2 separate regions of the Mus musculus genome follow, and region 1 is linked to region 2. The links are chromatin loops, found by intact Hi-C in ENCODE. Cell type or tissue: heart. All regions are shown on one strand.

What was found. A loop is a pair of places that touch in the nucleus more often than their neighbours do. Peaks named below come from ENCODE experiments on the same cell type or tissue, not always from the same donor. Only the 100,000 strongest peaks of a DNase experiment are listed, where the experiment ranks them.
Region 1: a loop joins it to region 2, with 6 times the contacts of the local background. A loop is called at or near these places in 4 of 42 quality-filtered maps.

The regions. Positions count from the first base shown.
Region 1 is chr11:111,211,443-111,213,942 of GRCm38, forward strand. No RefSeq gene overlaps it. Among named protein-coding and RNA genes, the nearest start is that of Kcnj2, 150 kb to the left of the region's middle. In heart, no CTCF peak of the experiment used is centred here; no DNase peak of the experiment used is centred here; H3K27ac peaks cover 618 bases.
Region 2 is chr11:111,065,155-111,067,654 of GRCm38, forward strand. It overlaps Kcnj2 (potassium inwardly-rectifying channel, subfamily J, member 2), which reads left to right and starts at 1,010. Exons shown (of 2, transcript NM_008425.4): 1 at 1,010-1,180. In heart, a CTCF peak has its summit at 1,004; DNase peaks (open chromatin) are centred at 927 and 1,487; H3K4me3 peaks cover 2,500 bases; H3K27ac peaks cover 1,771 bases.

The DNA of each region.
Region 1 (2,500 bases), 150 kb after region 2:
ATCCCTCCAAGATTGGCTTGGGTCTTTTTTCATCTCCTGAAAATGTATCCTGCCAATTTTATGAGCTAACCTACACTCTATCTGTTCTTTAAACAAGCAGAGAAAGGAGGGGCTACCTTGTCCAAGAAGAAACTGTCTCTTTTGCCTTCAGGTCTTAGACACTATCCTCACAGTGATCAAATAGCAGCAGCTTAATTCTGTGGCACCGGACACTAGGTGTGTTCACATGTATGTGCAGGTGCACATGCACCTATGTTCATGGGTGAAGATCCTGAGCAGATGTCTGTGTCATCTTCAGCCTCACCTCACTCTATTCATTAAGGCAGAGTCTCTCACTTGACCCCAAATAGCCAGCTTGTTTTGGTAATCCCTTGGCTCTGCCTCCTAAGTGCTAGGATTACGGACTGGCTGCCTACATGGAGATCCTAATTCAGTTCCTTATACTTCTGTGGCAAGTGCTCTAATCACGGAACAAGTCCCACAGCCTGGCACCTACTATTTTTAAACCAACCATCCTTTTTTAAAAATAAATTAAAAGCAGTAAGTGTCATGTGAATGGAACTAATTAGAATCATGTGAATCTTCAAAGACTGCCACAGCACTAGAGGACAAGTAAGAAGGACTCGGGGGCTTTCGAATGCAGCCTTTGTCGTGTTTTATTAAAAGATAAGGAAGGACTGTGTGTTTGGTGGAGGTGCAATATAGTGTGGGGCAAGGGAGTGCCTCTGTGGGCCCATGCTGAGGCATCCCTTCCTCCTGAGGTATCAGCCACACTATGGTATAGTAGAGAGTAGAGTTTATTCAGGGTATGGGGAGGGGCATTGAGAGAAAGGAAGAGGGAGAAGGGGAGGGGTTGGGAGAGGAGGAGGGGGAGAGGGAGAGAGAGAGGTGGGAGATGAATAGGGAGAAAGAGGGTAAGGAGCAGGGGCAAGAGAGAAGAGAGGGGAACAAAAGCAGGAGAGCAAGAGAGTGAGGACTTGAGAGTGAGTGAAAGGGGCAAGCAGCCCCTTTCATAGTGAGTCAGGCACACTTGTCTGTTGCCAGGAAACTGTGGGGCGGAGCCTTAGACTAAATGCCAACAGGCTTAACAAAATTTCTCTCTCTCCTCCTTAGTGCAGCTACTGTTGAAAGGAGCCAGTGGTCTTGACTGGGAAAACTCCAGGCACAGGACTGTCAGCAGTGGCCATCCGGAAACAGAGCCATGCTTGGGGACTGTAAGGTCTTCTCCACCTCTAGCCCAGCCTATAAAGCAGAGTGCCCAGAGTCTGAATACATCCTGTTCCCATGCACCACACATGGCTCTTGCTGAAAGAAGGCGACCTGGAAGTGGGAAGGAAGAGCCATTTCTGTAGGAAGCGTTCCATGGGCCTCCTGGGACCCGATATGCAGATGGAAGTAGGTTAGTTATTATGTTTGACATCAGGAGACACTTCCTGTCCTCAAGACAGCAATGGGGTCCTGTTTGTTTATTCTTCCTGCAAGGAGGCAGCAGGAGCAGGCTTCTAATGGAAATTTTTTCCAGCTAGGTGTTTTTATGATTCCAGCAAAGATATAAACATTTTGAGTTTTCACAGGAGAATGCGTGCCCTTAACATACATCCAAGGAAGCTCTGCAGCCTTTCAAGTGGAGGAGCCTTCCAAGGGAGTTTCTGCTTTAGAGCCTAAATCTTTTAAGCCAGGAGCTGTCAGTCTGAGGTCATTTGCTTTTTATGTTCCTGGAAGCAGGGGGTGGGGGTGCATTGAATGTAATAAGATTCAAATAGAACCCCAGTGGGGACTAGAAAATGGGCTTTAGGAGAAGTCCCATTCATTCCAGTTAAACAGAGTAAAGTTAAAAGAGAGAGCCAGGCAGGGCTCCACACTGAAGGTGAGCCAGCCGAGAAGGCATAGCTGCTAAGACTCCTTTCCTTGCTCATAACCTCCCTTGAAGAGGGACCTGAAATCAGGGCCACCAGCAGAATTCTGACAGCAGACGTGGCTGTGCGAAATCTTCCCACAATTTATTCAATATTTTTTATCTTATGACATGAAATTAAGAGTTGGGCAAGAATAAGACTTTAATTATCATCTGTATTTCTTCTCCAAAAAAAAAAAAGTGTCATAAGAAAGATTTAGAAAAAGAAGAAAATCAGATTCTCAGTCCTTCAGAATTCAGCAGGAAAATCAAACCCCCAGCGTGCAGAGAATCCAGTCCACCCATGCTTAGGAGTCTTTGTGGCATTTACTCAGCAACGTATAGTATCAAGAACTATAAAAGAAAACAAAGCCAATTTTGAACAGCTAACGTCTGGGCATGAACAGCCACCGAACAACAAAATCTCCATACAACTGAACAGTGGTTCGTTCAGCAGGCTTCATTGCGAGGCCAATAACCCACAGAGATAGGCTGAGCCCCAGATATCTGACTCTTGCTGTGGTGTTTGCTATGAGAGGGAAGTACTTGGAAGAGACTCAGTTCATTCTATGGGGACCCTGGATTACTTTCTAAAATGTCAAGACA
Region 2 (2,500 bases):
CTCAGTGGAGAATTCATTTATAAATTGTCAGGATGCAGGTGCTAACCGAGGCTGGTTTTTGAAGGTCTGCAGTACTCTTGCCTGGTTGCTGGGAAGGAGGACGGGGAGGCGCTGGAGCGAGGGCAGAGCTGAGAGTCTGTAGGAGTTGCTGTTCCAGAGAATTCATTACTCTCTAATTGTTCTGGTTTTACATGAGCAGAGCTTGCCGGGCGGTGGTGGAGAGAAAGATCGAGGGCGAGGGCGGACAAGGCGAAAGGAACCAGCGGCTCCCTCCCTTCCCCCACACATCCCAGAGAAGTCTAGGCGCATTTTTTTTCTTTTTTTTTTTTTTGTAAGTAATTCACCATCATTTGCGAGGAGAAACGGCCCAGTCAGACAAGCAATCGCTAGCACATCTAAATTTTGCAGGGTATTGAGTGCGGGTCCCGGGACCCTTTCCAGGTTTAATTTAAGGATTATCCGCAAGCTGCAGTTGAGTGCTCTGTGGGTTTCCACAGTCTACAGGCTGGAAAAGGGCTGGAGGGAGACGCACCCCAGTGGTTATTTATTCCCTCCCTGCTGTAGACGTCTTTCCCAGGCACTGACACCTCTCGGGCCCTTATACAGGAACACGTACAGCCGGCCTCCACTGTGGAAAGAAACCGGGAAGTGTGGGTCTCACAGAACCCAGTAGGAAGCTTTGCCCAAGGCCAGGCTGCAATTAGGCAGCCGCATGGAGGCTGAGCTTCCCACCTGTTGCTGTACCCTCTGGGCCGCGACTTCCTCCTCCTCAGCCCAGAGCTGGACTCTCAGACCAGGCTAGGCAGCTGGAGGAGGTAGAGGAAGCCACAGCAGGTTCCGAGGCTGGCAGAGCCAGGGTCCGCGGGTGTAGAGATCCTCCTCCTCCTCCTCCTGATGGCGGTTCCCGGGGCGGGGGAAGCGCAGCCACGTGCGCTCCGATTGGCCAACAGTGGGCAGAGGGCGGAGCCAACAAGGCCGGTTATCACAAGGACCGCCTCCAGGCTATCGCAGAGCGCACTGGAGCCCTGGCCAGCGCGCAGCCTTCCCAGCACCGGCAAGCAGTGTCTTGGGAATTCTCACTTGCTTCGGCTCATTCTCTTTCACAAAAACCACTGGATCTTACATGCTTCTGTAATCCCCACTTCCACTCCATGTCCCCATGATCCTGTACCAGCAACAGGTAAGGGCTTCTGTGTTTTCTTCCTGTTCTCTTCTGGGTTGTCTGTGTGTGTCCAGGGCAATGAACTTGCTCCACAGTCCTCTACCCTACAGCTCCGGCTGCTCCGGAGGTGCCCAGTTGTCAGGCTGCTGTTAATGCTTTCCTCCCGCAAGCTTTGGAGTCCCGGCTCATTGCCTATATAGTTTGTGTGCGCACCAGAACATCCTCAGAGCTAAAAATACTGAGACACGCTTGGAAGAGTTGAGCAATAGAAACAGATTTCTCTGCAGCATCTGTTTGTGCTCATAACTTCCAATGCACCAGCTGTAGGGAGATATTGGGTTTAGAGTCAAGCGCGAGCCTGGCGTGGATTCTTCCTCTTATTGCGGGTGAGAGGGAGGAAGAGAAGGAGACTGGGGCTTGATCGGACCAAGAGACTTAGCACTTAATCTAGATCCTTGGTGTTTGGGGAGGGGGAGTCCTTGCTACAGATACAGCACAAAATTCCAGAGTGAGCTTCTCAAGTCTCAAAGTTCCTTTGCTGAGAAAAAAAGGAAAAAAGTAGCAGCCAGAGTTGGATTTTAGCTTCAAGACCGCAAAACTTTCCCATCCGATGTCGGTCTCCCCTAAGTACTTTGCTATTCTTAGTAATAATGGTGTAAATTCCTCATTTGAAGACAGTGTGGTTTAAGGGAAGCAATGATCGAAGCAACTTGATTCAGGGAGGAAAACGACTGCATCATAACTAGTACTCCTATGACAGTTGAGGGAAAAACCAAGTTAGGAAATGGGTAGTCGCACGTCCGTCTGCTTCAGTCTGTCAGTGGAGATTTGGATGAGGTTATCCATTCTAGAGATTTTCACAAACTCCGAAGATACCTGGCAGTAAATAAAGGCATTGCTTGAAAACCTGTTTTGGTTAAGCACAGAAGAGAATTAATATATCTCCTTTAATCATTTGTTGTCTTTTCCTATTAATAATTAATAGGCAGTCGTATTTCCTCTTGGAAACCAGCTCTGTAGGTGCACTGTGAGCTACCATTACACTTGTCTTTCTCTTCTTACCCACATCTAAGGGTTTTATTTTTATTTTCATTACATAGTTGAGTACACACACACACACACACACACACACTCACTTCCCAACGCTCAGGAGAAAAATAGGTTACTTCAAGTATGGTGGGAACAGTGACAGTCAGGGTCAAGGTCATCTCAATTTGTTTTGTGCCTCTCACTTCATATTGTGGTATTTATTTTGTTACATGATTGACAGCTGTAAAGGATCTTGTTTTGCATTTTTGTGAAATTACTTAAACAAACAAACAAGCAAACACAAACAAA